Linked DNA regions of Homo sapiens: region 2 is linked to region 1. The links are chromatin loops, found by intact Hi-C in ENCODE. Cell type or tissue: OCI-LY7. All regions are shown on one strand. Links, peaks and the distances in the headings refer to the core of each region. The heading gives the core; the rest is flanking DNA. Region 1 holds the start of LINC01708 (long intergenic non-protein coding RNA 1708). Region 2 has its middle 130 kb from the start of SNX7.

The links. Peaks named below come from ENCODE experiments on the same cell type or tissue, not always from the same donor. Only the 100,000 strongest peaks of a DNase experiment are listed, where the experiment ranks them.
Region 2: it touches region 1 in a loop (4-fold over the local background); 23 of 110 quality-filtered maps call a loop at or near these places.

What each region holds. Positions count from the first base shown.
Region 1 is chr1:99,472,645-99,488,769 of GRCh38, forward strand. It overlaps LINC01708 (long intergenic non-protein coding RNA 1708), which reads right to left and starts at 15,160. Exons shown (of 3, transcript NR_125951.2): 1 at 15,101-15,160; 2 at 7,470-7,593; 3 at 1-5. RefSeq lists a silencer at 15,676-15,876. In OCI-LY7, for the core only: CTCF peaks have their summits at 8,944 (motif pointing left) and 9,145; a DNase peak (open chromatin) is centred at 8,947.
Region 2 is chr1:98,786,557-98,802,681 of GRCh38, forward strand. No RefSeq gene overlaps it. Among named protein-coding and RNA genes, the nearest start is that of SNX7, 130 kb to the left of the region's middle. In OCI-LY7, for the core only: CTCF peaks have their summits at 7,909 (motif pointing right) and 8,108; a DNase peak (open chromatin) is centred at 7,915.

The DNA.
Region 1 (16,125 bases), core at 5,032-13,031:
TTCATCTGGAAATCAGAAGAAATTTTATTTATGTCAACATTTACCTTTGGCCAGTTTCTAGGTCAAAGTTGTTAACTTTGTCAAAAATACCAGTTCATGTCCATTTTAATTCCTTTTTAAAATGTCTTTTTAATATATCTAATGAAATAAAATCATCCACCTTTAAATTATTAGTATCACAGTATTCATTACAAGTACCTTTAGTATAAAAATGAATTATTATTATGTCCAATAGTATAGATCTTACAACATGCATGTAAAAGCTTAAATATCTCCCAAGCAGATCAAGCTCATTGTGGTCCAAACCAAACCCAAAATATGTTTTTCAACTAGTTTTTCTTGATCCATAATTTCGTTTCGTCTATCTTATTTCTTACGCTAGAGGTTTATAAATCGTCCTCACTTTTCCCTCTCTATCTCACATTCCTCACCACAACATTAGTCATCAGGGTCCACTGATGCAATTGTCCAAAATCTCTTCATTATAAACTTCTCACCATCCTTCCTGCCACAAGCTTGTTCAGTTAAAATCATAAGACCTACTAGCTGGTCCTCCCAATCCTCTTTGTCACTTGTCTAATTTATTCTCTAACCTGCAAGCAAAGTTAATCTTAGGAAATCTCAAATCTTTTATTTCACTCCCTACTTAAAATTCTTTTATGGTTTTCTCCATCACTTATGATCATTGTTTAATGTGAGCTGGTAGGCCCGGCGTGACCTGAACCCTGTCTCCTCTTTGCCTCTGCACCAGCCATTTATCCCCTCACTTTCATGTCTTTGGCCACACTGATTGGCCTAAGCTCTTATCCACCTCAGGACATTTCCACACATTGTTCATTGCCTGGATCACCCTTTAATTTTAACTAAGCTAACTAACTTTAATTTATCCTATAGATAACAGCTAAAATGTTATTCATTCAGGGAATAATTTCCTCCCCATCCATCCTAACCATAAATATACTTTTAATTAGGCCCCACAGCTCTGCTTCCAAAGTATCCACAATTATTCCTTCATAGGTCAATTCACAATGGTAATAACTTGTTTAATATTTGTGTTCCTTGCTATAATGACAGCAGGTAAACTTAATCCACCAATCCAGATGTGTAAGAAATAAGGCACTGTCATGTTGTTGGGTTTTTTTCTAAATTAACTTAAATCTAATCCCTGCTTAATCAGTTTAAATCTAAATCCCACCAATCTGGAGAGAGTTTTAATCCCAGTGATTACTGGGCTCTACCTCTCCCATTTGCTTAGTGCCATGAAAAATCTGAGTGGTATGTCTTATTCTGTCCTAAAGCACTGCACTACAGAGGTCCATCCTGTTCGTGGTTCTCACTGGTTACTTCAGAGAAGCCCATTTTCCATTCTCATATGGTCTTTTCTAGCACCTATCAGCTCTGTACTATGCTTGGGGTCTGGGAATGTTCACTGGGAGTGGGAATTCCATGGCTTGAGAGCAGCCTCTCTGGATGTACTTCTAGTTTGCCATTGCCCAAAGATGCTGCCAAGGAAACAGGGCAGGGCTATTCTACTTGTGGGCCCAGCAGCCTCTGCCCCCACCCCAGTCTGAAGCCTCTCCAACCTTCCTTGGTGACCCTGAAGATGACACTCCTATTCTTGCTTCTCCATTTGCAGTGAGTACAGTCTTTTGGAAAAGCAGAAAGGTTGCTTTCAAAAAGTTTCTACTTTCCATTCTGCAAACGTCTTTGAAGCAAAAAACAAAAGTTATCTGCTTAAACTAAGAAGGAACAGAAAAATACAGCAGGAAAAAAAAAACAAATGAATGTCTAGAGACAATTCATGTGGGCAGAACTAGCTCATATAATGTGCCCAACATATATGTATATTGAAAGAATGACTGGATTTGAATTAACTCACAATCCTATTAATGTGTTTTACATGTCTTTGCATGTGTTGACAGGCCTGCATAAATGAATAGAGAATTTTATAGAGAAGGAGAAAGAGAAATCTGACCTGATATTTATGGCCAGCAGAAGAGCAGCCTTTCTGCTTTTTGTCCTGCCTATCATATGACCACATCTAGCTTTAGCTCCATGTCAGCTGTGTACTGCAGACACCACCACCATCGGCTTGGCAAAATAAGAGAAAAATAAATATTCTCTCCATATGACATGAATCCCAGTATGCCTTTTCCACAGGCTAATAATAGTCTGTCTTCCCCTATAAGGTGGACAGGGAGTGTAAATGATTGATTGCAAGGTAGAACAAGACTGTATTTGACCTTTTACCACATGTGAAGTAGAATTGAGAGTTTTAGGTACACTCAGAGTTTAAATCAAGCAAGCTCTAATAGAATCACACACTACAGTGTTTAGATAACCTTCCTTTCGAATAGAAAAAACATTTCCACTTCTCCATTCCAAAGCTGAGGTACATTTTGAAAAATGAGAGATCTATTAGCCTTCTTTATAAAGGGGAAAGAGGAAGAGAAAAAGGTTTTCGGCTGGATTTCTTCTTATTTTTGCAGGAGACATCCAGCAATTGTGCTGTGCTTACAGAAATTTCATGCGACTCTCTAAGGCTACATATTGTCTAATATATGGTTGATACTTAAGAATATCAAATAAAAAACACCGCTTCCTAGGAACTGGGCTCTCTTTCAACTTGAATATTTGGATTTTGCAAAATGTATTTATACCTCCCGGCGCTGAAGTCGATCTGGACTTCAGCAAGTTACCTGTCCTATGGAACTGGCTCTTTTAAGAACAAGCCCCTGGCTCCAGGAAGCACATTTGCTCAAATGTAAGCGGGCTGCAATTGAAGCAATTTGCTCCCTAACCACCTTGTAACAATCTTGTTTCTGATTCTGTGTTCCTTCTCCAGCTCCCCTCCTGCTTTGGCCCTGAAGATTGAGGGACCATTTTATCTGCACTTCAGAAATCCTTTTCATATCCTATTCCTGGCTAGGATGCTGCCTCCTAGACCACTAATTCCATGGACCGTTAATCTGTTAAAGTATTCTCCATCTTGCAACAGACTCATATTTGGCTTTCACAGATACTTCTGACCGCTCATGGCCCCATTTTAAATGAGCCTTAGCCCCATTCCTAAACTGCCTGGATCAGGTTGCTTCATCTCAGAATTTGAATCTTTATCAAAGAATTCTGGTGTTGTATTTCTAGTTGTAAAAGAATCCCAGGATAGCAAGACACAAGACTTGCCCAAGATAGATACCCAGGCCATCATTCCTATCTAATTCATTTCAATCATTGGGAAAGCTAAGTTCTTAAACCAAGATATTCAGCCTTCTTTAAGCAGACTCCTTCATTTAATAGTTGAGGTAGCGAAGTATCATTCTTTTGCGGCACAAACTCCAAAGACCAGCAGGAAAAAATGCTGATATCCTTTTATTCTAAGGATATAGAATACAAGTTATTTAGGTGCTCAGCGAGACATATGCATCCAGAAGCATTAGATTGAATGACACAGTCAACACACGGAGGCACATCTCCACTCTCCTCAACATAAGGAAGCATGATTTCTGGTGTTATAGAAGCTGTTTCTTGACACATTATTGCAGGGAAATGCCCCTGAATTGCAGTTACCAAGTGAAAGCCACATCACATAAGCTATCTGACAAATGAGGAGAAAATCAGGTCACAGAGCATTATTGGAGAGAAAAATAACGTCAAAGTACTCAACCATAAAATTATAGCTGAGAATGCTGTCATAAGTCAGCACCTCTAATGGAAACAGCAAGGCTAGCAATTGTTGCTCAGGTACCTGAGAGGCAATGTTCTACAAGAGCGATGGTCACCCAGAACATCAGTGCTCTCTTTCAGTTGGCTGGTCCCCAGCCTCACCTTCTTCTACCCAATTTGGACCACCTGACCCCACCTTTAGCTTCAGGACTGTTACATCATCAGAAACCAAGCCTAGACTCAGCAATGAGGACTTTAAGAAATTCGTGAGCAATATTTGGATGTGACACTCATTCCAGGCCTGACCTCACTTCATAAGATGCACATTCATAATTGTATCTGGATATTTTTCTTCTGCTCACTCAAATTTTACAGTCTGGATTTTGAAACCAGATGGGTTTAAGTTTTTTCACTGAGGAAATTGTAATATCTGACTTCTTGCCTATAAAGTGGAGATAAAATATTTACTTGCAGAGTTGTTATGAGCATTCACTGAGATGATAAATGTGAATGGGTCTAGCATAGGGTCTAACACATGGTAAGTGCTAAGCTTGCTGCTTTTTAAAATTCCCATACTACAATTCTTCAGTTTCTTTTTCTGTTTTCAGTCTGATGTCTTACTTGTTGACATTATCAATGGCTCATCTCAAAAATTATAATTCTAATTTTTTTTAATTTTACTTCTAAAATTATTTTAGTTTTAATTAAGTATATATTCTTCTAGATGTGCACTCTAATACAGTAGCCACTAGACACATGTGGCTATTTAAATATAAATTTTAATTATTTATTTTAAGTAATATTTAAAAATTCAGTTCCTCCATTGTACTAGCCACATTTCAAGTGCCCTGTGGCCATGTGTGGCCAGTGGCTATTATATTGGATAAAACAAATACAGAATATTGTCATCATGGCAAAAGTTCTGTTTGACAGCTCTGGAAGAGACAAAATCTAAGGAATTTGCTAATATACGCTATTACTTTTCTCTGAACATTTAGTTACATTTTCCTTAATGTATCAACAAATGAGACAGGAAGTTCTAGCCAGAGCAATCGGCAAGAGAAAGAAATAAAAGGCATTCAATAGGAAAAGAAAAAGTCAACTATCTCTCTTCATTGATGGTATTATTCTATATCTAGAAAACCCCAAAGATTCTGCCAAAAGGCTACATGAACTGGTAAATTATTTTAGTACAATTTCAGAGTACAAAATCTATGTAACATATCTATACACCAATAATGTCCAGGTTCAAAGTCAAATCAAAAACATGATCACATTTACAATAACCACAAAGAAAATGAAATACCTAGGAATACAGCTAACCAAGGAAGTGAAAGATCTCTATAAGGAGAACTACAAAACACTGCTGAAAGAAATCAGAGATGATACAAATAAATGGAAAAGCATTCCATGCTCATCAATGTCATTAAAATGGTAATACTGCACAAAACAACACTGGAGAGAGATTTAGTGATTTAACACTATTCTTATCAAATTACCAATGTCATTCCTGATAGAATTAGAAAAAACTATTCTAAAATCTATATGGAACCAAAAAAAAAAGCCCCAATAGCCAAAGCAATCCTAAGCAAAATGTACAAAGCCAGAGACATCACACTACTTGACTTCAAACTACACTATAATGATATAATAACCAGAATAGCATGGTATTGGTACAAAAACAGACACATAAACCAGTGGAACACAATAGAAAACTTAGAAATAAAGCCATACACTTACAACCATCTGATCTTTAATAAGGCAAACAAAAACAAGCAATGGGAAAAGTCCTCATTATTCAATAGTGATGAAATAACTGGCTAGTCATATGTAGAAGAATGAAACTGGACATTTAACTTTTACTATATACAAAAATTAACTACAGATGGTTAAAGTTTTAAGTGTAAGACACCAAACTATAAAAATCCTAGAAGAAAACCTAGGAAATACCCTTCTGAACATCAGTCTTGGCAAATAATTTTTGGCTAAGTTACCAAAAGCAATAGCAATAAAAACAAAAATTGACAAGTGGAATCCAATTAAACTTAAGAGATTCTGAACAGCAAAATAAACTATCAATAGAGTAAACAGACAACCTACAGAATGGGAGAAAATATTTGCAAACTATGCATCTAACAACAGTCTAAGATCCAGAATCTATAGGAACTTAAACAAAAAACAAATAACCCCATTTTTCAAAAATGAGTGAAGGACATGAACAGACACTACTCAAAAGAAGATATACAAGTGGCCAACAAACGTATGAAAAAATGCTCATTCTCACTAATCGCCAGAGAAGTGTAAATCAAAACCACAATGAGCTACCATCTCATACCAGTCGAAATGTCTATTATCAAGAAGTCAAAAAACAACAGATGCTAGTGAGCTTGTAGAGAAAAGGGAATGTTTATACCATTGGTGGGATTGTAAATTAGTTCAGCCATTGTGGAAAGCAGTTTAGAGATTTCTCAAAGAACTTAAAACAGAGCTACCATTCGACCCAGCAATCTCATTACTGAGATATACCCAAAGGAAAATAGATCATTATGCCAAAAAGACACATGCACTCTTATGTTCATCAATGCACTATTTATAATAGCAAAGACATAGAATCAACCTAGGTGTCCAACAATGGTGGATTGGATAAAGAAAATGTGGTACATGTACACCATGGAATATTATGCAGCCATAAAAAGGAATGAAATCATTTCCTCTGCAGCACCATGGATGGAGCTAAAGGCCATAATCCTAAGCGAACTAATGCAGGAACGGAAAACCAAATACTACATGTTCTCACGTACAAGTGGGAGCTAAACATTGAGCACACATGAACATAAACATGGGAATAACAAACACTATAGACTACTAAAGAGGGGAGAGACAGAGGGAGGCATGGGTTGAAAAACTACCTATTGGGTACTATGCTCACTACTTGAGTGCAATAAACCAACATAACAAACCTGCACATGTACCCCCTGTATCTAAAATAAAAGTTGAATTTTTTAAAATGAGACAGATGGTCCAGAGGCCATCTGCTTCTACAACTCACGTTTTTAAACTAAAAATTGTTCATACTTCCTGTGGTCATATGAATAATAAAATTTTCAGTTTTCAGTCTTCTATTCTCAGTTTAGGAAACCAGTGTATAAGAGGAATTAACCTGGGACTTAACCGACCTTTAGAAATGTAAATCACATTCAATATCCTTGGAAGATTTTCAAATATTTCCCGTCAAAAATTTAAGAGTGAACTAAATCTTCCCAAAGATTGGGTCTCAGAATAGTGCCAATGTCTGATACTTTAGGTCCAATTTAATAGAATCCATATTGACTCAGAATAAATCTCTCTTTGTTCCAAACTATTTAAATTATATGATTCTTTGATACTTTGAAGTGCAGCAGAGTAGACAAAGCACTCACAGGTTTCCCAACTTTTACTGCTGGTATCTTTCTGTTGTACCTCCAAAAGGTCATGTACTGACCTTCAAAAAATCTTTCCCTTTTACTTATCTGGGAACCCTTTCTCCAGAGCAGTCGCCAGCTTAGAGTGCAAATCTACCCCATTTAATGGAGAAGATGGTGTGGCATGAAATATAATATTTGCCATTATTCACTATTAGTTCATTCAATCAGCAAATATTATTGAGTACCTGATATATACCAGACCCTTGGCTAAATACTGGGGATATGGCGATAAACAAAATAAACATGACCCTTCTTCTATGGTGCTTAGGGATTAATATAATAGCTCAGTTGGACTTAGATGAATAAAATTATATGACATTTTAAGTTGTTTTATTTTCTTACCTTCAGACTAACTGATTTGTTCTTCTGTAGCCATGTTCAGAGGAAGGAACACTGTTCTACAAGCATCTTCATATTCAAGCTGAAATTACATTCTCCAAAGCCACCCAATCCTGGTCTTACTTATCTAGACACAAATTTGGGCTAAGTCAGCAAGATGGCAAATATCTCATAAACTATCAGTAATTAATTGGTATAGGTATCTGAATTATTCTGAGAAGCTGTACTGAGAAGGACACTGAGGCTACATTTAGTGAGACTGGAGAAAATATTGTGGTCTATTAGCAATATCTTTCCATGAGCTCAATAAATTAGAGTATGACAAATATGCTCAGTTATTTGCATTACCTGGGGGAAAACTCGGAGGTGACGTGGAGAGGTGTAATTCCAGATTAGGAAAGCAGGCAAGGGCCAAGACATAGAAACATGGAAAAGTATGACTTGTTCCCCAAAAGGCAAGTGGTCCAGGTGAATGGAATGCAGGATGGGTAGAGATATGAGAAAAGGGCCAGCGAGGATGTGTGGGCCCAGACTATGGATGACCTTGAATGCCCGGCATCAAGTTTAGATGATTTGTCTGTGAAATTCTCATGTGGTTACCAATCTTTGGTGATTCCCAATCTGAATCAAAGTCACATTCTTTCTGCTATTGGTTTTTCTATAATAAAAAGCTCTCTTTCTCCTCTAAACTTCCTTCTAACCAAGGCATCTGTTCACACATAAATTATCTCATTATCGTTAAAGTTAACATTCTTAAAATTCAACTCTAAATTGGATGGGCTCTATATTTACAGAGAACTAAATTTCAGAATAACCAATAAAACAAGGTGAGTTATGTAATTAGATTGCTGACATAAAGTCCTACCCAAGCTGTTTATGAGAACTATGTTAAGATAGATACATATAGCTCAGCATGTGTTTTTCTTACTCAAAGTAAAGATGAATATATATTTAGTGCACAAAGGATAGAATAATAAAACTATACTAAAAAATCCTGTTCTTTCCAAATGTTTAATTTCTAGTTTCTATGACATAAATGCCTAAATATTCCCTGAATGATTATGCAAAAATAAAATAAAATCTCTTTTTTCCCCCACCAACGTATCTATGTATATGTGTGTGTACATGTGTGTATGTGTGTGTAGGCTAAAGATAAGACAGTAGAAACTAGCTATGAAATTACCAGTGAACAATTTACTGCAACATCTAACATAGCATTCTTATAACTAAAATTACTTAATGTACTAAAGAGTTAAGTTATATAATGCCTACAATTTATATAGTGGAGGTCTCTTCATCTTTTAAAAGGTATACACTGTATGAAGAGGATAATAGTACTTATAGATTTCAAATTGAAAGGCAAATGAAAAAAGAGACTCATGGAAAAAATAATGGCTCAAATGTATTCTGTCAAAGAATAGTCTCAGGATAGAGAATGCAGTCCAAAGAACTGAATATTTGTCTATCTCTGCCCCCTTGTGGTGGTATGTGCCTCTCAGGTAAGATAAGCAAATTTTTGCAGAAGGAAATCAAACACTTCAGGTTTGAAAACAGACATAAGAAAGAGTAAAAATAGAAGTAAATTATTACATTTAACACAGAACAGAATAATTTTACTTCCATCAGTATGTGTATACTTAATAAAATATCTGTGGTTAAATTTTAGGAGCTACTGGACCAGAATAGTTATAAATGTGAAATGCTAAATTAGCCTGAGACAGAAACAAACAGCAAAATTATGGTTAATTTTTATTTTAGATCTTCAAAGTGTTGTAGTGGTAATTATATAGAGATATGTTTTACCCAGAAACTGTGTAGGATTATATGACATATGTTATTCAACCACAATGATGAATGTGTATTGAAGACCTTCTATATGATGGGCACTTGATTAGATCTCAGGGAAAAAAAAGTCAGTACAGTCCTTGACCTCATGGATTCTATGCTTTATGAGGAAAAGAAGACAAGCTACAGATAATCACAATAAAAAATTACAATCTCAAGGTAATGTGTGAAGGAAGAGAATATGGTTCTCTTATATATATTTATTATTCTATTAATAATATTAAATATTAATATATTTATTTATTAGAGCTAATAAAAGAAATAGATCTAGTGTGGGAGGCTAAAATGAAGGAAAGAGTGAGAGAGGCTGTGAATATATGGGAATTGTCTGTAGTTTCTGCTCAATTATGCTGTGAACCTAAAGCTGCTCTAAAAAATAAAGTCTATTTTTAATCAAGGAAGAAAAGCAAGAGGGAAAAAGAGGCACAGCGTGCTGGGATAGGCAGGAGGAGGGGTGCACTAGAAGGTATACAAACAAAGCTCTGGGCAAAACAGTGGCAGAGCACATTCCAGGGCCTTACAGTCAGTGCCTGGAGCCCAGAGAGGGAGAAAGGTGTCCCAGGAGCATGGAAAGGTGTTCAGAAGCCAAAGCTTGCACAACCATCTAGGTCATATAATGAATTTAGGTCTTTAGGAGTAATAGGGAACTACTGAAAGCTTTCAAAGAGTCGGGCAATATAGTCTGTATTTTAGAAATATATTTTAAATATTTTTAAATAAAATCTTAAATGAGGATAAGAGAACACCAAATAATATACGACTTTAATTAAATGTCTGATATGGTTTGGCTCTGTGTCCCCACTCAAATTTCATCTTGTAGTTCCCATGATTCCCACGTGTTGTGGGAGGTACCCAGTGGGAGATAATTGAATCACAGGAGTGTGTGTTTCCTGTGCTGTTCTCGTGATAGTGACTAGGTCTCACGAGATCTGATGGTTTTAAAAATGGGAGTCTTTCCACACAAGCTCTCTCTCTTTGCCTGTTGCCATCCATGTAAGATGTGACTTGCTCCTCATTCCCTTCTGCCATGATTGTGAGGCTTCCCCAACACGTGGAACTGTGAGTTCTCTATTAAACCTCTTTCCTTTGTAAATTGCCCAGTCTTCAGTATGTCTTTATCAGCAGCATGAAAACAGACTAATACAATGTTGGTTCATACATGTAGTGAATGCTTACTAGGTGACAACCTTTGTTCTAAGCTTTGCAGTTTAAAAATGTAATGTTCCCAATTCCATAATGTAGACAATAGACTATTATAGGAGTTTCAACAAAACTTGGACTAGAACCAGGGTAATGGAAATGAATGGACATTTGAAAAACGTCTAGAATAACCAGTGACGGGTTGATTCCTTGTTTCTGGCTTATGCTACTGGATGGATGGTGGCCATATCCTAAATAGAGAATTCTATGGCTCACGCCTGTAATCCCAGAACTTTGGGATGCCAAGATGGGTGGATCATTTGAGGTCAGGAGTTTGAGACCAGCCTGGCCAATATGGTGAAACCCCATATCTACTAAAAATAGAAAAATTAGCTGGGCGTGGTGGCAGGTGCCTGTACTCCCAGCTACTTGGAGGCTGAGGCAGGAGAATCTCTTGAACCCAGAGGTAGAGGTTGCAATGAACTGAGATCATACCAATGCACTCCAGCCTGGGCAATAGAGCGTGACTCTGTCTCAAAAAAAAAAAAAAAAAAAAAAAAAAAAAAAAAGAATGCTAAAAGGAACTAAAGTTTGGAGAGTTCAGATAGCAGGGACCAGAAGAGAAGAATATACCTACATTCAGTCTTGGAAACACTGAATTTGAAGAATTTCTGAGACACCTAAAAGCAGGTATGGGCCAGGTCGAGGAAAGAAGAAAACGTCAAGTCAGAGCAGCTTAAGAAACCTTGGTTAAAAAAGAATAAATGGCTATCACTTAAGAAGACAGCTGATCATCTCAGGGGGAAGAGAAACTTCAATTTCACAGAAGAAATTATGGAAACTGGAGAAGTTGGAAGTTTGGGAAATTTGCTGGTGGCAAATAAGCAGCGAAAAATCACTAAAAATCAGTTCACCACATGGCTTATTTCCTGAAAACCAACCCATCAAACATAGTGACTTAATAAAAATAATCTTATAAATTTTAAGAGAAATATTTTGATTTGATGACTGAATATAAAACAGTACATATGTCATAAGTAAAATTTTAAGTTTCATGTAGAAATTACTCATTTATACTGATTTTTATTCCTTTTAAAATTTCATTTTTTATTGAGCCAACCTTTTAGCATTCATCTGTTTTCATTTACAGTATTTTTAATCTATTTATGTTTTATCCATTTTTTTTGTATCTTTTTCATTTGGTCCATTGTGGTCTTTTTTTTCTTTTTTTATGTGCTTTCATAGAGAATCATTTGCAAATTACTGCCAACCAAGTCAAGAGACCTTAATTGTTCCTTGATAAAAATCACATTTTTAGTTTCATGTGAGATGTGATGGTTTAAACTAATTCTGATTCTTTTGAATGAATTTAAATTTTAATTCTAAATTTTATTTAATTAAAATTTTTCTTTCATTAAACTTCAATTTAAAATTCTGATTTATTTTAGTGCCTGTGAATTTAAATTTAAAGTTCAATCTCCTAATTAAAGTTTAATTTCATCTTAAACTATAAATGCTAGAGATATAAAAGGAAAGCTGGTATGCCATTTGAGGAAGTTGCAGAAGAATAAGGAAAATGCATAAAGTTTACCAAAATAGGAAACGACATTCAGAGATAACTGAAACCATATCTGAGGTAGACAAGAAGTCTCATTACATGTAAAATAACCCCCTCAAAAAAAAAAAAACTGAAAAACAGCTTTTCCTTTGAGAAATTTTAAAAATAAATACTGATTCTTTAGCATTTACAGATTTTTTTGGCCAGGTTCTCAGGTTGGGTTTAACCTTAAAAAGTTAATATCCAGAAAATCATATTTCATCATTGGGTACCAAATTTAAACATCCTAATCACTTTATTACAACTATTTGGGATGAATTGATAAATCTGGTAAATTTGGTGAATCTGTTCATTTGGCAAATGACCATTCAGTGAACTGGTCCTTTAGCAGATATATTTTTAAATTAGGAAGGATCCAATTCACTGTCATAAAAACCAGCTTTCCTTTCTCAAGGCTCTCACAGTCTAGAAGGGGAGATGAATAGGCAAAGGCTTAGAAACTTTTTATAAATATTTAGAAAGGAGCCAAGTGCAGAGCTCTATAGTAGCATAGGAGGGAGGGTAGGTGAGCAGCCAGCTTGACCTCAGGAAACACTTCCCAAGATTCACACTGGTAATGATAATATAGTTATTATTGAAAGAGTTTTCCAACCCATAAAGGAAGAAAAAGACATCATTTCTCAAAGCATGAAAGGGCATGCTATTTTCTGAGAATGGCAAATAATGTTGCATCAGCTTCTGATGCACAGAAGGCATGAATAATGGCAATTGGTAGTAAATGATGATTGAAAAAAAAAGCCTATCACATGCATTTAGGAAGTATATTTAGGAAATAAAATTTTACATTAATTAACAAGACTTAGAACTTGATTGCATTTAGGGGATGAATGAAAAAGCAGATCCCAAGATGATGTGTAATTTCTAATTTGGACAAATAGACAAATTCCTGAGACAGAGGAGCTCAGAGGGACAAATGTTAGAAGGAAAGATTTTAGAGGGAGAGATTATAAGTACAATTTTAGATATGTTACATTTGAGGTGCTTATGTGGGATCTAAATTTAGGATCTCAACTTGAAATTGATGAAATGAATATGGAATTCAAAAGACATGTGTAGATGAGATTTTTTTAAAAACTAGGAATTAGTAGCATATATAGCAATTGAAACTGTAGGAGTAAATGATATTATAAGCAGAATATTTAATGTAAAAAAAAAAAGAAAATTTTAGGGACAGAACCCTGAAGGACACTAGCATTCAAGGACCTGTCAGAAGAAAGAGTCCCCAAAGTTAGACGGAGAAAGAGTGGCTAGAAAAGTAGTGTGGTATGTAACAAACTCTCCTCTAGTGTTTTGGGGAAGAGAGAGTGGTACAGAACTAAATATTTCAGAAAGGTTGAATGATAATCCAAACCAGGAAGCCTCCACTGGATGTGTTACTAGAAAATAGAGGCATTTCATTGGAGTGGTGAGAGCAGAGGGCTTAAAGAGTGAAGGTGAGGAAGTTGAGACAGAAAATGAAGATAATGAAGAAGGAAGCCAAGTTTCATGGAATGGTTTTTCTCAAGATTGTAGGGATATGTGCACATTTAAATGCAGATAAAAAGTGAAAAGAGAATGAGAGAGTTTGAAGATATTCTTGCGTTTTGAGCAAACTGCTTAATTTTTCTCCTCCCAATTCTTTAATCTGAAATATGGGGATATAAAACAATGCCTACATCATGAGATCTAATTGTATAATCCATGCAGGGCTTTGCATATTACCTGGTATATGCTAATCACTTAATAAATACTGGCTAATATTAAATAGCAGAAAGAATAGTATTGGAACAGGAGTAAGGGAAGAGAATGTGAATTTGGATCCATGTCTGTGTATAGATTCAGCATTGGGAGATGTACAGAGTTTCAATCTCATAACCACTATCTCTGTGTCAAGAAAGAGGGGTAGTGGATGCAGAAGTTTCTGAAGGGAATTAAAAGGATTGTATTTGTCATATCTATATGAAGAAGGAAGGAAGGGAATAGACTAAAATTTATCATATATTTTATGAGTCATGCATTAAAATAAGTGCTTTGTTTATATTATCTCATTTAGTTCTCAAAGTAAAGTAGTTATTATTTCCATTTCACAGGTACACAAGCTGAGGTTTCTGTATCAAAGTATTCTGTGGTAACAATGGACTCAAACAATGACTCAACATGGAATAAGTTTATTTCTTGCTCTCCAAACAGTCTAGGAGAGTAACAGGGCTCTTTCTACATAGTCACTGAAGAACTCAAGTCGATAAAATGCTCTGCCACTTTCAACAATATGGCTTCCAAGCTTGGCACAGTCTTCTCCAGCCAAGTGGAAACTAGGAAGGGTTTTTTTTTTTTTTTAATCTTCGTTGTTGTATTTGGCTTATTTGTTTGTTCATTGGCCAGAAAAATGATATGGGCCAGACATGGAAGAAATACCCATAAGTTCTGTTCATATTCTCTGACTAGAAATTAGCCACATGCTACAGGTAACGGTCTCTGCCAGTGTGTTTATTTGTTTGAGGAAGCTTGAGAGCAGGGAAGAAGATTAGGAGTTTATTTTAGAAACATTGCATTAAAGTTTATATGTTCAAGTGAAATATTACCTATAGAGGTACAGCTTAAGAGAGAACCTCAATGGCGTTTTGAGGAGAACCCTGAGGTGTAAAGCAAATAAGACCATCCAGCACTGAAATAAGTAAGGTTGTCAAAAAAGATATTATAGTAGCCATAGAATTGCAACATTTCCACAGACAGCACTAAGAGAATCCCTACCTACTACTTAAAATTTAGTAAGGATAAAATGGGAAAATAGGCCCCAAAATTGTTAAGCAAATACACTAAATTACCCTTCCAAAAACTACAGTAAAGAAAGAAGAAGTAAGAATGGGTAATAATTGATAATACTGTGTGGTTTTCTTCAATCTTATTTTATTTTCTGTCAGTAAAAGCATTTGCTATGCAACTAAATGACATGTAGTAAATGAGACAATATTGCTCAAACTTATGTGGGCTATTTAGTAACCAAAAAAAAATTATTGATGCTGCTGGCAACAAGTTGATAATCTATACTTACTTTTTCTATTGTGTGTGAATCATTTTTCTAATACATGTTCATGCCATATCTCTGTTAACTCTGTAAGCAAAAATGTAAAGCAAGTTAACAAACATTCCAACAACCAAACCCGTAGCCTTAATGGGAATAATGCACAACCCAACAAAATCATAACAATTCTTGTAGAACAAACTCCTCCATGAATATCAGATATAGTAAAAAGAGCAAAAGATCTAGATTCTTGCTCTAGCCATGTAAACATCTGAATAATTTGAGTAAAGTCACTTTTCTTTGAAGGGCTTCCGTTCTTCTATCAGTAAAATGACTCAAGTTGAAACTAGATTAGATTGAATTTACCAAACATTTATTGAACATCTATTGTTAAACCCTGTGCCAAGTACTGGGGGTATAGAGATATTTATGATACAATCCCTGTGTTAAGCTTTTCAACAAAAGTTATTTCTTTCCTGGGCATATGGATAACTAAACTTTCACTCTTACTGTCAAAAGATAAAACCCTATTATTAGTTCTGCTCAATGAAATGTGAATAGCATATGTCTGTGTAGTCCACACTGAGCCAGTAGAAGCCCCTACTCACTTTCTACTCCTTCTGCCATGGAAATATAAGAACAGTCCTTGTATTGAGAAGGTAGAGCCTCAAGTTTGAGGTTGCCTAGATCCCTGAGTCACTGAACAGACGAACACACAGCTGTCCTTGAGAGTTGCCCAGATCTGCGACAGATTCTTGCATCAGTGAGATGTAAACTTTTTTTCTGATAACTAGCATTAACTGCAATAGAGCCTATCACATCTTGACAAAAGAGGCTAGTTAGGAGGCAGACATATGCAAGGTGGTATGCATTTCACTAAGGGAAAAATAAAGTGCATTTAGCAGAGAAAATGAAAAGTAATCTATTATTTCTAAAGATGTCGGGGAAGGTATCATAAATTTAGAATGAGTGTGGCAGTTTAACGAAGCAACTGGAATATAACATTGAGACACAAGAAAGACAGTCAAGGATGGAACCTTGGGGTACACTAACAT
Region 2 (16,125 bases), core at 3,368-11,367, 690 kb before region 1:
CCAGTACAGGAGCACCCAGATTCACAAAACAAGTTCTTAGAGACCTACAAAGAGACCTAGACACCCATACCTAGACTTTAACACCCCACTGTCAGATCAATGAGACCGAAAATTAACAAGGATATTCAGGACTTGGACTCAGCTCTGGATCAAGTGGACCTAGTAGACGTCTACAGAACTCTCTACTCCAAATCAACAGACTATACATTCTTCTCAGTGCCACATGGCACTTATTCTAAAATTGACCACGTAAGTGGAAGTAAAACACTCCTCAGCAAATCCAAAAGAACTGAAATCATAACAGCCTCTCAGGCCACAGTGTGCTCAAATTAGAACTCAGGATTAAGAAACTAACTAAAAACCACACAATTACATGGAAATTGAACAACCTGCTCCTGAATGACACCTGGGTAAATAATGAAATTAGGGCAGAAATCAAGAAGTTCTTTGACACCAACGAGAACAAAGAGACAATGTACCAGAATCTCTGGGACACAGCTAAAGCAGTGTTAAGAGGGAAATTTATAGCACTAAGTGCCCACATCAGAAAGCTTGAAAGATCTCAAATTGACACCCTAAGGTCACAATTAAAAGAGCTAGAAAGGCAAGAACAAACTAATCTAAAAGCTAGGAGAAGATAAGAAATAATTAAGGTCAGAGAAGAATTGAAGGAGATAGAGCCATGAAAAACTCTTTAAAAAATCAATGAATTCAGGGGCTGGTTTTTTGAAAAAAATTAACAAAATAGACCACTAGCTAGACTAATAAAGAAGAAAAGAGGGAAGAATCAGATAGACACAACAAAAAATAATAAATGAGGTATCACCACGGACCCCACAGAAATACAAACTACCATCAGAGAATACCATAAACACCTCTGTGCAAATAAACTAGAAAATCTAGAAGAAATGGATAAATTCCTGGAAACATACACTCTCCCAAGACTAAACCAGGAAGAAGTCGAATCCCTGAGTAGACCAATAACAAGTTCTTAAATTGGGGCTGCAATTAATAGCCTACCAACCATAAAAACCCCAGGACCAGAAGGATTCACAGCTGAATTCTACCAGAAATATAAAGAAGAGCTGGTATCATTCCTTCAGAAAATATTCCAAACAATTGAAAAGAAGGGACTCCTCCCTAACTAATTTTATGAGAGCTGCATCATCCTGATACCAAAACTGGAAAGAGACACACACAAAAAAGAAAACTTCAGACCAATATCCCTGATGAACATCAGTGTGAAAATCCTAAAAAAAAATACTGGCAAACCATATCCAGCAGAACATCAAAAAACTTATCCACCACGATCAAGGCAGCTTCATCCCTGGGAGGCAAGGCTGGCTCAACATATGCAAATCATTAAATGTAATCCATCACATAAACAGAACTAGGCAAAAATTACATGACTATCTCATAGATGGAGAAAAGGCCTTTGATAAAGTTCCACATCCTTGCACGGTAAAAACTCTCAATAAACTAGGTACTGATGGAACATATCTCAAAATAATAAGAGCTATTTATGACAAACCCACAGCCAATATCATACTGAATGGGCAAAAGCTGAAAGCATTCCCTTTGAAAACTGGTACAAGAAAAGGATGCCTCCTCTCACCACTCCTATTCAACATAGTATTGGAAGTTCTGGCCAGGGCTATCAGGCAAGAGAAAGAAATAAACATATTCAAATAGGAAGAGAGGAAGTCAAATTGTCTCTGTTTGCAGACGACATGATTGTATATTTAGAAAACCCCATGATCTCAGCCCAAAAATTCCTTCAACTGATAAGCAACTTCAGCAAAGTCTCAGGATACAAAATGAATGTGCAAAAATCACAAGCATTCCTTTATGCCAACAATAGACAAGCAGAGAGTGAAATCATGAATGAACTCCCATTCACAATTGCTACAAAGAGAATAAAATACCTTGGAATACAGCTAACTAGAGATGTGAATGACCTCTTCAAGGAGAAATACAAACCACTGCTCAAGGAAATAAGAGAGGACACAAGCAAATGGAAAAATATTTCATCCTCATGGATAAGAAGAATCAATATCATGAAAATGGCCATACTGACCAAAGTAACTTATGGATTCAATGCTATTCCCATCAAGCTACCAATGACTTTCTTCACAGAATTAGAAATCTACTTTAAATTTCATAGGGAATGAAAGAAAACCTCGTATAGCCAAGAAAATCCTAAGCAAAAAGACAAAGCTGGAGGCATCACACTACCTGACTTCAAACTATACTAAGTCTACAGTAACCCAAACAGCTTACTACTGGTACCAAAACAGACATACAGACCAAGGGAACAGAATAGAGACCTCAGAAATAACACCACACATCTACTACCATCTGATCCTCGACAAACCTGACAAAAACAAGCAATGGGGAAAGGATTTCCTATTCAGTAAATGGTGCTGGGAAAACTCGCTAGCCATATGCAGAAAACTGCAACTGGACCTCTTCTTTATGCCTTATACAAAAATTAACTCAAGATGAATTAAAGACTTAAATGTAAAACCCAAAACCATAAAAACCCTAGAAGAAAATCTAGGCAATACCATTCAGGACATAGGCATGGACAAAATTTCATGACGAAAACGCCAAAAGCAATTGCGACAAAAGCTGAAATTGACAAATGAGATCTAATTAAACTAAAAAGCTTCTGTATAGCAAAAGAAAATATTATCATAGTGAACAGGCAACCTACATAATGGAAGAAAATTTTTGCAATCTACCCATCTGACAAATGTTGAATATCCAGTACTTACAAGGAACTTAAACAAATTTACAAAAAAAAAAAAAAAAACCATGAAAAAGTGGACAAAGGATACAAACAGACACTTCTCAAAATAAGACATTTATGTGGCCAAGAAACATATGAAAAAAAACTCAACATCTCTGATTATTAGAGAAATGCAAATCAAAACCACAATGAGATACCATCTCTTGCCAGTCAGATGGTGATTATTAAAAAGTCAAGAAACAATAGATGCTGGTGAGGCTTGGATAAATAGGAGCGCTTTTACACTGTTGGTGGGAATGTAAATTAGTTCAACCATTGTGGAAGATGGTATGGTTTTGGTTCTAGATCAAGGATCTAGAACCAAAAATATCATTTGACCCAGCAATCCCATTACTGAGTATATACCCAAAGGAATATAATTCATTCTACTATGAAGACACATGCACACATGTGTTTATTGCAGCACTATTCAAATAGCAAAGACATGGAACCAACCCAAATGCCCATCAATGACAGACTGGATAAAGAAAATGTGGTACATAAACATTACGGAATACTGTGCAGCCATAAGAAGGAATGAGATCATGTCCTTTGCAGGGACTTGGATGAAGCTGGAAGCCATCATCCTCAACAAACTAACACAGGAACAGAAAACCAAATACTGCATGTTCTCACTCATAAGTGGGAGATGAACAGTGATAACATGTGGACACAGGGTGGGGAACAACACACACCAGGGCCTGTTGGTGGGTGGAGGGTGAAGAAAGGGAACATAGAGGACAGGTCAATAGGTGTAGCAAACCACCATGGCACACATATACCTATGTAACAAACCTGCAAGTTCTGCACATGTATCCTGGAACTTAAAGTAAAATTTAAAAAAAATACTGAAAAAGAAAAAATATTTATAGGTCTATTATATAGTTATAACTATTATTAATATTTGCCATAACTTACCTACATTTTTGTACGTAAGTACATGTTATAATAATACTATGTAAAACTGTGTATCTTGCTTTTTTCACTTGATATTAAAGAAGAAATTTTTGTACTAAATATTGATTTTAATAGCCATTATAAATTCAATCATTTAGACATACCATAATTTATTACCAATCTCCTGTTGCTGTATGTTTACATAGTTTTAAATGTTCCACTATTATAAATAATATTGCAGTATTCATCTTTTGAATAAAGCTGCTTTCTTGGGAAAGTTTCTCTGAGTTGGAATTATTTTCTTAAGCATATCTGTAACCTAAAAATGTCTCTTTCTAGCATAAGAATTCATTATTATCTACTGAGCACTTACAATGCAACATACCAAGATACCGTTATGGCATAAATTATGCTTTGGGTGGTTGCATATTTACATGTGTTAAGTTGGTGCAAAAGTAATTGGTTTTACTTTTTGCAATACTTTTGCACCAACCTAATATGTCTCTCCCATCAGACTATGGGAGTCTCCCATTGGACTATGTCCTGAGGGCAGGACATTTGTCTTTCATCCTTGTATTTCTGACACTCAATGTAATATCAGGAAAATGGATCATAACCAATACTTGAACTGAAATTAGAATAAAAATATGGACTGTTATCAAACTCACACTTCACTTTCATCATAATCTCAGGTGAGGCCAGTAGTTCTGATAGGAACAGGAGGCAGGGAAATTCTTGGCAGAAGAGAGTGGGTCCCCAGTGAGGGCCCCACCCTCAAGCCTGGAACCGCGGCCCAAAATGAGAACATACATTCCTGCTTTCCTGCTTCAATAATGCCTTTTCCAAAACCACCCGTGGCCCGCCCTGTCCCCTATCCTGTGCCCATTAAAAACCCCGGGCTCTCCAGCAGAAAGAGGAGGAGAGGGGAAGCAATTGAATGTCAGAGACTGTGGTTGGATGTCAGAGAGAAGAGGCTTGACTTCAGAGGGATAGCTTGATGGTGTAGCTTTGGAAAGTAGTCCCTCTGAGTAGGGCTGGACTCCAGGAGAAGATTACCTCCCCACTGCATCCCCTTTTCATCTCCTCTTCCTGCTGAGAGCCACTTTGATTGGCAATAAACCATCGCCCCCCCCCATTTCCATCTCCAATTTGTTCCTGCAACATCATTCCTCTTGGACACTGGACAAGAACTCCAGTGCAGGTGCAAAAGGCTGTCACACTGACCCTCCACTGAGCTGTTAACACTTAAGCCAACTGCAGATGGCAAGCTAAACAAGCACTGAGTGTAACACTCCTTCTGTAACACTCCTTCTGGGGCTTCAAGAGTCCCAGGCATCCCCCTAGACGCTGCTGTGGGGGCAATACGGAATTCATTCCTGCTGGCACCCAAAAGTGCTTGCCCTGGATCCTGCACCTGCTCACCTGTGCGCCCCCTCTTGTGAGGGGTAGAATGCAGTGAGTTCATGTGAGTGGAGTTTGTCCCTGCTGCCACTGAAGCACCCAGCTAGGTCCAGCGCCCGTGTACTCCAGTTCCTGCCCACAAAGGGGTCACGGAGATTTCCTGCTTCAGTTAAGAGTTTTACCTTCACCCATATTTGACATTTTCCAGTCACTGTGAATTTGGCTGTTATATAGTCTGTGTGTTTTCATCCAATTCGATGGTGCTGTTTATTTAAACACACACACACACACACACACACATAAGATATTCTCTAAATTGTGTAATAATGTGCCTGCATTTTACTGGAGATGGCTCCCCACTGAAAACTATTAATCCCACCACAAATATGTTTACTTTTTGAGATTCAAAAACCAAAAATAGTGATAGGATCTTTGACTTTATCTCTGTGTTTGGTCTTGCTACCAACTGCCAACTGATTTTGAGATTCCAAAGGAAAATCTTTTCATATGTGCCTTCTGAGCATTGCATACTTTATGTCCTAAGAATTTAGGATTCAACTAGCTCTGCTCTGAGGGTGGGGTGTTTTGGTTTATAGAAATATTGAGGCAGCAATGCATCAGCAAGTTTGTATTGGGAAGAGAGATGAATATTTCAAGCTCATATTCATACTGCCTTGGGAGGAATTTGTAATCTGGATCCCACAGCTGTTGCTAAGTGAACCAATGGGGTCGTTTTCCTCTGGCTAAGCCAGTAGGGGGTTCCCAAAGCCTGTCTCTCCTGCAAGATGCTCTCTGCATTTTTATTACTTGCTATAGCCTTAACAACTGTGTTTGGAAATGCATGATTTTTTTCAAAAAAACCCTCTTATAAATTATGTATGTCTCTATTGACTTAAAATCACACTCATTCACAGGTTCTGTGTTTGGGAGAAAACAAAGAGCATTTGGATGGGGCTGGATTCTTAAAACATTTCTCAAGACAGGGAGCTAAAAGGAAAGACTAACTTATCTGAGTATTATATGTGAGGGTTTCTGAGGTGATTTCATAAAATCTGGGGAGGGGGGAGTTGTGTGCCTAGCATGCTGAGATGGGGTCCATCCGTTTTATCTGCCTCTCCTTGGTAGCACTGTGCTGCTTCAAAAATGGACTCTAGATCTTAAGGCTGGAAGGCTTTGTGATGGCATGAGGCTGTCAGCTAAGGGACAGTAGAAGGGATCACGTTTTAGAGGAAAGAATTTTTTATAAAGTAGACATTGGGGACAAACAGTTTGTGCCAAATTTTCTATATCACTATGCAGCTCACAGCAAAACAGTGCTTTGCATATAGTAGGTTCTCTGCAAATCTTTGTTAGTCTCCTATTGTATTCTTTGGTTTTAGATTTGAGGAATTCCTTGGGTCTGTTTAATTCGTTTACTTTTGAAGGATAAACACATAAAGATATATTAGCAAGATATGGTTATATAATATAAACATAGCAGCCTCTGAAAACACTTGCTGTTTTTTTGTTTCCATGAAACTTGCTTTAGAAAGAAAAAAAATCAAGATTTTCCCCGATATTGTTCTCGTTTTTAGAGTTTCTCACTTTAATCTGAAAGGAGGCATTGAGTTCTTTGAGTCACACTGTTCTTATCCTTGACCCACTTAATTCCTAAAGTTGATTTCTTGTTTTTAAAATGCACATTACATCATCTGTTTGTATGAATAATTGCAAAAAAATGAACTTATGGTTAAAAATCCCCTGTGATTCAAAAAGCTGGTTTTTATGACTTTTAAGTGTGCAATATTGAGTTGATGAACATCATAAGTCTTTTTTTTAATTTAACAGCAATATATTTCCCTCACTGAGCTTTGACCGGGTCTTATGAAGAGGATTCTCAAGTGGAGCCTCAGAGAGCAAGGCAGTCATTATTGACTTTACTAAAGCTTTTGTGAATATATGTTGCCATATCACCAACATTTCCGTGATTTAAATTCAACACTAAATTGGCTCTGGTAATGTTAACCAACAGATTGGATGCAATTCCAGTAGCACATATTCTGACATCTTATCTAACGGATCTTAGCTGTTCTCCTGCAGAAATAAGTTTGGAGCAGGGCTGCAATGCAACCTTAATTATGGGGTAGATGGGCCAGCTACAATAGGATGTTCTGCTGCTAGATGTTCTGTTCCAGAGAAGGATGCAGTCAGTTCAAGCTGTTTTTGACTGATGTTTCAGATTGTGGTCTAGTAAACAGGTCTGAAAATAGCTACTTTTTTAAAGACTGTAAATTCCTGTAAATTAGGGTATGATTTAAAAATTAACCCTAAAAAGAATAAGTGTTGAAGGATGGAGCAACTTTCAGTTTTGAATTACTAGCTGGATGCAGTAGTACTCCATTCTTAAAAGACAAGGAAGCGGGTCATTAGAGAGGATGCATCTAAATGCTATGTGTCAGAAAGGAAAGGAAAATGGAGTTTCTTTACTGCTGAAAAACTGTGTAATTAGCTGAGATAACAAGCATTGATATTTATTGTTGTGGAATGCAAGGAAGAAACTGAAAAACAAAACTCCTGGTGTCTCCACTCCACATCTGCTGAACTAATTTGGGGGTAATTTTATCATTTTAATCTGCATGTTGCTCTTCCCCAGTTGCTAAAGTACCCTGGTGCATACCAGATGTCAGACATTTAATGAGGCCTCCGAGGTTTGGGATAAATTTGATTGCAGGTGTTTAATGGCTGTCAGGCCTTTGGACAAACCCGTAAGCTGGTGGTTCCTGGTTTGCAATGATTCACAGTACTCAACTCTTTAGTAAATGTTAGTGGCCATTCTAGCCACTAGGAGGAGCTGGAGGCTACTCCATCCACTACTCAACAGGCAAGACTGGTCCAGATGTAAGAGCAAAAGATTTTACTGTAGTAGGGTACTACGGAGTCAGTACTATAAAAGATGGATTTAGATCTCAGCCCATAAAGATATGACTTGAAGGAGCATATAGTGGTTAAGAGTGATGGTTCCTAGGGTCTAGGTTTCAAGTCCTGCAAAATAGCAAATTTTCCTAAGTCTCAGTTTCCTCAACTTTGAAACAAAGTTAGTATTAGTACCTATCCCTTAGGTTGTTGTGAGCAAGAAATAAGATAATCCAGGTAAAGAACTTAGCTACACTGTTAGTACTGCCTCATTAAATTTATATATATATATAGTGATCTGATGCTTAGGTGTTCACTTTATCTTGGGGAATCCTCTTCTGTAGAGCTTGGATTCCAGCTAAGGTAGATGATGACTTGATCACCTATGCTAGGATCATCAGTTCCCTTACAGATGTAGTTTAGCCTAGTACTTTGAAGCACAGATTCTAGAGGCATACAGTTCTGAGTTGGAGTCCTGGTTTGGACACTTAGTAACTCTGTGACCTTGGGAAGGTTATTTAATCTTGTTAGATCTCAGTTTTCGTAATCTTTATATGAATAAAACAATAATAACTTAGTTACGTAGTTGTTAGGATTACAATGAAATGACTCTTGGAACTATGTTTTCAATAGTATCTCGTGCATGGTAGTACTCAATAAATGTTTTCTAGTATTATTATTCCTTACTCCCAATACTTTATTTACTTAAAAAAAATCTTCTGTTCTCTCTATTATACTTTACTTCAAAATTTCAGACATCATTGGCTATAGAAAATTTTTTTATAAGACAAGTAGGTCTTCCCATTTCCCCTGAACTAATTACAACTTTGATTCTGATCATCTCTACCTCGGTCACTTTAAGATTACAGACTGTTGGATCAGAATATACAGTGTTCATTTTCTTATTCTTAGATGTCTCACATTTTAGCTAACATGCCTGGATTTGAAGACCTGTTAAATGTGATATTGTGAGAAAGAACCTCTCAACATTAGTTTCCTCATCCTTAAAAAGGGACTAATAATATCTAATTTATAGCATTGCATTTTAAAATACTCTTATTTGGGTAAAGCACAGTGCCTGGCACATGGTAGGCACTCAAAAAATGAGCCAGATTGCTGAGGAAGATGGGGGTTGAGGGGCCAAGGGGTTCACATAAATTTTCACCTGGCTTCTTAATTTAATCCTTTCTCTTCCTTCCTTTGGGATAGATGTTTTCTCCTTTGTCCATTTTTATTTCCATTACTTTCCATGCCACTAGATCCAACCTCAAAATCTACCAGCCATTAAGTAAGGAAATATAAGCTGGTGCCAGTTGTATTGATCACTGATGCTTTGGTATTTTCATTGCTGATGGGAACAGTAAACAAGAACTGAATACATTGTTTAGATTCTCAAGAAAGTCAAACATTAGGGGGCTGTCAGGCTAGGATGGAAATCCGTGGACCATTATGGTTGGAAAAGGGCAAGGAGCCGATGGTCAGGGCCAAGTAGGAAGACATTTGGTGTATCAACGTATAAGGGACTCTAAAACAACTACAGCCCTTGAAGACATGGTGCCATTTAATTCAGGTTTCTACATGTAATTCCTTTTGTAGCTGGCCTCTTTCATAGTTTGGCTTCTGCCAAATTGAAGTGCACTTTGGAGTGAAAATTAAAACAAAACAAAGCATTCCTTGCCACCTGTGATGGATCTCTGTTGAGAATTTTTCCAACAGGTGACAATCACTCTGAGAACAGCCAGTTGACAGCTGCCTGAAGTCAGCAGTTAGAGCTGAAATTGAAAAATGCATGTGATAGTGCTGTTTAGTGAGAACTGGAAATTTTACCCCTAAACTTTAAATGCTCTAATATACCTGCCAAGATGTTTTCTGATTTAGAATATTGCAAAAGAAACTAAAAAGAGAGAAAGAACTACCGAGAAGGTAAAAACATTTTGCTGACATAAAAGACACTAGAAAAGAGCTTTCAATGGTACTTTGAACAGAACTTTGTAATATATTCTTATAAGGTACTTCTATATTCATGCATATAAACTATGAATAAAGAAAACTACAAAAGAAAAGAATATTCCAAATTAAGTTAGAATATTACATTAAATGCAGTGCATGTGACTATCTTAGTTATCTTAAATACAATGAAAGAAGTATAAAAAGACACTTTCTCTCTATTTTAATAAATAATTGTTGGATGGATATTTTGGAGATAGTGGTTTAGATGTGCATGGAATTACTAGCTAGTCCAATTTATCCATATGTCTAGATGTGACTCTGGTATGGAGTACAAGATATTCTGTTATGAAGTTAGATGAGCTGTCTCTGCTTTGATAAGAAATAGGCTACTAATATGTCTAGTGATAGAGATGCTGAGAGTTAATCCTGGATAACAAATGAAGGGGAAATTAAGTGAAAATGTTAGCAACACTGAACTCGACAAGGTTCGTTTTGCTATGTCACATTCCATAAGTGTTGACTCATCATCTCTAACATATCCTCTAAAGTTGGTGAAGATCCTTTTATCTGTTTTTAAGGGATGTGATCACAGACAGAAATTTTATTTTATGTATTTGCTACTTCTAGCATCTACAGCTAGTTACTGGAATCTCTGTATTCCAATTAAAAGTTTCTGGGAATAAATGGGACGGGAGTGGAGAGCAGAGAAAGTAAAATGCCCTGTGTGGATCAGGTTGAACAAGGCATGGGGCCATGAGTTAAAGTTCTTTAAGGGTAACTCATGGGTAGGGGAAGGAGAGGGGTTGAGAAGATGTGGTAGGCTGCGCACCCAACCCCAAGTGTGTCAAAAATACATTCCCTTTACAAATGAGGAAATGAGGCTCTGTTTTCCTCACTGTTTAGGATCTGAGTGCGATCTGAAGGCTCTGAGCCTTCAGGCAATTAAAAGGTAATTCAAGGTAATTCAAAGTGAGAATGGTAGTCATTGTTAAAATACACGTGGCAAAGTCCATCAATGTGTTGATAACTACTGTAATACTTTTTGAAATATTAAATTCTGTCACATATATTTTTCTTATTTTTGTGTGTGTCTGTTTTATTGTTCTCTAAGCATATCAACTAGGGAATAGGCAAGTCCTTCACCACTCAGAAGAAAATCCTATGCTACTCTGAAGGATGAAAAATGAAAGCACTGACTTTTAAGTTCTTTGTGGTTTCCTGAATATAGACTTTGTCTTAGAAGAGGTTTTGTGAATTGGGGAACTTTTTTCCTAGTGGCATATGATAATATGGGGCTTTTTGCTTTCTGGTACGTAATGCCCCAAAAACCGTATTTAATGAGAAAATATAGCATGATTTATAATCCATTCAAAGGCATTCAAACACAGATTTATTTTTTATGTTAATTGAAGGCTGAAGGGTAACTTTTGTTGCTTAGATTAACAGTAAGCAGAGCTTTCAAATAAACTACTTTTGATGTATTGAGTATCAAATGTATTGAGTATTGATGTATTGAGTTACAAATACATGAGTCTTGCCCTTGTTTAAATGACCTGAGCTCCCTTTCTGTTTCTTTGGAGAGGGGATAACTAGATAACATTGAACATAAATGAAACATATTCAAAGTTAATTGTCTTTCCTTTTCTGTGATGACCAATCTTTCCTTTTTTGTATTTTTATTGATTTACCATAGTTGTACATATTTTGGGGGTACATGTGATATTTTGATACATGTACAAAACATGTAGTCATCAAATCAGAATAATTGGGATATCTGTTACCTCAAACATTTATCTTTTCTTTATGTTGGAAGCATTATAATTCTTCTCCTCCAGCTATTTTGAAATATTCAATAAATTATTGTTAACTGCAATATCCCTGTTGTTCTGTCAAATACTAGAATGTATTCCTTCAATCTAACTGAATTTTTGTACCCTTAACCAACTTCTTTTTATCCCTTCCCTCTTCCCTTCCCAGACTCTGGGGACCACCATTCTACTCTCTCCTTCCGTGAGATCCATTTTTTTTTAGTCCCCACATATAAGCAAGAACATGAAATGTTCTCTTGTCTTTCTGTGCCTGGCTTATTTCACTTAATGTGCCACCTCTAGTGGCATCCATGTTGTTACAAATGACAGGATTTCATTATTTGTATGGCTGAATAATATTCCATTGTAGAATACTTTTCTGTATTCATTCATCTGTTGTTGTACACATAGGTTGACTCCATATTTTAGCTGTTGTGAATTGTGGTGTAAGAGCCATGTGAGTGTAGATATCTTGTTGATGTACTAACTTCCTTTTTTTTTTTTGACAGAGTCTAGGCTGGAGTGCAGTGGCGTGATCTCGACTCACTGCAACCCTGCCTCCCAGATTCAAGCGATTCTCCTGCCTCAGCCTCCCAAATAGCTGGGATTACAGGTGCGTGCCACCACACCCAGCTAATTTTGTTTTCTTAGTAGAGATGGGGCTTCATCATGTTGGCCAGGGTGGTCTTGATCTCCTGACCTCATGATCTGCCCGCCTCGGCCTCCCCAAACTAACTTCCTTTCTTTTGGATACATATCCAGTAGTGGGATTGCTGGAGCATATGGTAATTTTATTTTTAGATTTTTGAGGAAACTCCGTACTGTTTTCCTTAATGGGTGTACTAATTTACAGTCTCACCAGCAGTGTACAAGCATTCCTCTTTCTCTCCATCCTCACCAGCATTTATTTTTTGTCTTTTTGATAGTAGCCATCCTAACTGGGGTGAGATAACGCTTTATTATAGATTGCATTTCCCTGATGATTAGCGGTGTTGAGCTTTTTTTTTTTTTTTTTCCCCAAGATACTGGTTGACCATCTCCTTTTTTTTTGAACTTTTATTTTATATTCAGGGGGTGCATGTGCAGGTTTGTTACCTGGGTTACTGACAGATGCTGAGGTTTGTGTTACAAATGTTCACATCACCCAGGTTCTGAGCATAGCACCTAATAGTTACTTTTTCAAACCTTGCTCCCCTTCTTCCTCCCTCTGGTAGTCCCCAGTTTCTATTGTTGCCATCTCTATGGCCATGAGTACCCAATGTTGAGTTCCCTCTTGTAAGTGAGAACATGTAGTATTTGGTTTTCTGTTGCTGCATTAATTCACTTAGGATAATGGCCTCCAGCTCCATCCATTTTGCTGCAAAAGACATGATTTCATCCTTTTTATGGCTTCATAGTATTCCATGGTATACATGTACCACATTTTCTTTATCCAGTCCACCATTGATGGGCACCTAGGTTGATCTCCTGTTTTTGCTATTGTGAATAGTATTGTGGTGAACATGTGAGTGCATGTGTCTTTTTGGTAGAATGATTTTTTTTTTCTTTTTGATATACCCCTAGTAATGGCATTGCTGGGTCAAATGATAGTTCTGTTTTAAGTTCATTAAGAAATCCCCAAACTGCTTTCCACAGTGGTTGAACTAATTTACATTCTCACCAGCAGTGTATAAGTGTCCCCTGTTCTCTGCAATCTTACCAGCATCTGTTATTTTTTGACTTTTTAATAATAGCTGTTCTGATTGGTGTGAGATGGTATCTCATTATGGTTTTGATTTGCATTACTCTGATGATTAGTGATGTTGAGCACATTTTCATAAGTTTGCTGGCTGCTTGTATGTCTTGTTTCGACAAAATACATGGTTCCACAAGTATTTTGCTCATTTTTTTAATGGGGTTATTTGTTTTCTACTTATTCAATTAAATTCCGTATAGATTCTGGGTACTAGACCTTTGCCAGATGTGCAGCCTGTGAATATCTTCTACCATTCTCTAGATTGTCTTTTACTCTGTTGAGAGTTTCTTTTGCTGTGCAGAAGCTCTTTAGTTTCATTAGGTCTGACTTGTCAGTTTTTGTTTATATTGTAATTGTTTTTGAGGACTTGGTCTTAATTTCTTTCTCAAAGTTGGTGTCCAGAATGGTGTTTCCTAGGTTTCTTTCTAGGATTCTTACAGTTTGATGGCTTACATTTAAATTTTTAATCCATCTTGAGTTAATTTTTGTATGTGGTTAAAGGCAAGGGTTCAGTTTCATTCTTCTGCATATGGACAGTCAGCTATGCCATTTATTCAATAGTGTCCTTTCCCCATTACTTGTTTTTGTCAACTTTATCAAGATCAGATGGCTTTAGGTGTTCAGCTTTATCTCTGGGTTCTCTATTCTGTTCTGCTGGTCTATGGGTCTGCTTTTGTACCAGTACCATGCTATTTTGGTTACTGTAGCCTTGTAGTATAGTTTGAAGTTGGGTAATGTGATGCCTCTTGTTTTTTTTGTTTGTTTGTTTGTTTGTTTTCTTAGCATTGCTTCAGCTATTCAGGCTCTTTTGTGGTTCCACATGAATTTTTGAAAAGTTTTTTCTAGTTCTGTGAAAAATGACATTGGTAGTTTGATGGGAAGTATATTGAATCTGTAGATTGCTTTGGGCAGTATGGCCACTTTAATAATATTGATTCTTTCAATTCATAAGCATGGAATGTTTTTCCATTTGTTTGTGTTATCTGTGATTTCTGTTAGCAGTGTTTTGTAGTTCTCCTTGTTTTCACTCATGTCCATGTGAAGAGACCACCAAACAGGCTTTGCATGAGCCATAAAGCTTTTAATCTCCTGGGTGCAGGCGGGCTGAGTCCGAAGAGAGAGTCAGCAAAGGGAGATAGGGGTGGGGCCATTTTATAAGATTTGGGTAGGTGAAGGAAAAAGGGGGGTTGTTCTCTGGCAGGCAGGAGTGGGGGTCACAAGGTGCTCAGTGGGGGAGCTTTTAGAGCCAGGAAGAGCCAGGAGAAGGAATTTCACAAGGTAATGTCATCAGTTAAGGCAAGGACTGGCCATTTTCACTTCTTTTGTGGTGGAATATCATCAGTTAAGGCAGGAACAGGCTATTTAAATATCACTTCTTTTGTGATTCTTCAGTTACTTCAGGCCATCTGGATGTATAGTGCAGGTCACAGGGGATATGATGGCTTAGCTTGGGCTCAGAGGCCTGACATTCCTGTCTTCTTATATTAATAAGAAAAATAAAACATAATAGTGTTGAAGTGTTGGGGTGGCAAAAATTTTTGGGGGTGGTATGGAGAGATAATGGGCGATGTTTCTCAGGGCTGCTTCGAGTGGGATTAGGGGTGGCGTGGGAACCTAGAGTGGGAGAGATTAAGCTGCAGGAAGATTTTGTGGTAAGGGGTGATATTGTGGGGTTGTTAGAAGAAACATTTGTCGTATAGAATTCTTGGTGATGGCCTGGATACGGTTTTGTATGAATTGAAAAAAGAACGGAATAAGACAAGGAGAAAAACAGGTATTAAAGGACTAAGAATTGGGAGGACCCAGGATATCCAACTAGAGAGTGCCTAAGGAGGTTCAGCATAGCCCTGCCAGCAAAGATTATTTATTTACTTTAAGAGGGATTTAAGAGTAGCAGTTTGGGGTTAGCACCAAGAGATATCAGCTCTGATGGCTTGGAGAAACAGTGTAAACCAGCAGTGTAAACAAGAGCAGGGCATTAATGAGTAGTTGAGAACGATAAATAGGAGTATGTCTAGACAGCAGATAGTAGGGATGACAAGTTTTTTGTTTTTTTTTTTTTTGGTGGTGGGGTAGGAGGGTGCAGTCCAAGCTGATCTGGTGTCTGGAATGAGACTGGGGCCTAATAAAAAGGAGCATCTATACAGGAGCTCAAATGGGCTGTACCTTGTAGCATTCCGAGGACAGGCCTGAGTTCTGAGAAGGGCAAGTGGTAAAAGTATTGTCCAGTCCTTTTTAAGTTGGTGGCTGAGCTTGGTGAGGTGTGTTTTTAAAAGACCATTAGTTCACTGAATACTAAGAGCCTGAGAAACTGCTTGGGTAATTTGACTAATAAAGGCCAGTCTGTTATAGGACTGTATAGAGGTGGGAAGGCCAAACTGAGGAATTATGTCTGACAGAAGGGAAGAAATGACTGTGGTGGCCTTCTTAGACCCTGTGGGAAAGACCTCTACCTATCCAGTGAAAGTGTCTACCTAGACCAAGAGGTATTTTAGTTTCCTGACTCAGGGCATGTTGAGTAAAGTCAATTTGCCAGTCCTGGGCAGGGGCAAACCCCTGAGCTTGATGTGTAGGGAAGGGAAGGGGCCTGAATAATCCCTGAGGGGTAGTAGAATAGCAGATGGAACACTGAGTAGTTATTTCTTTGAGGA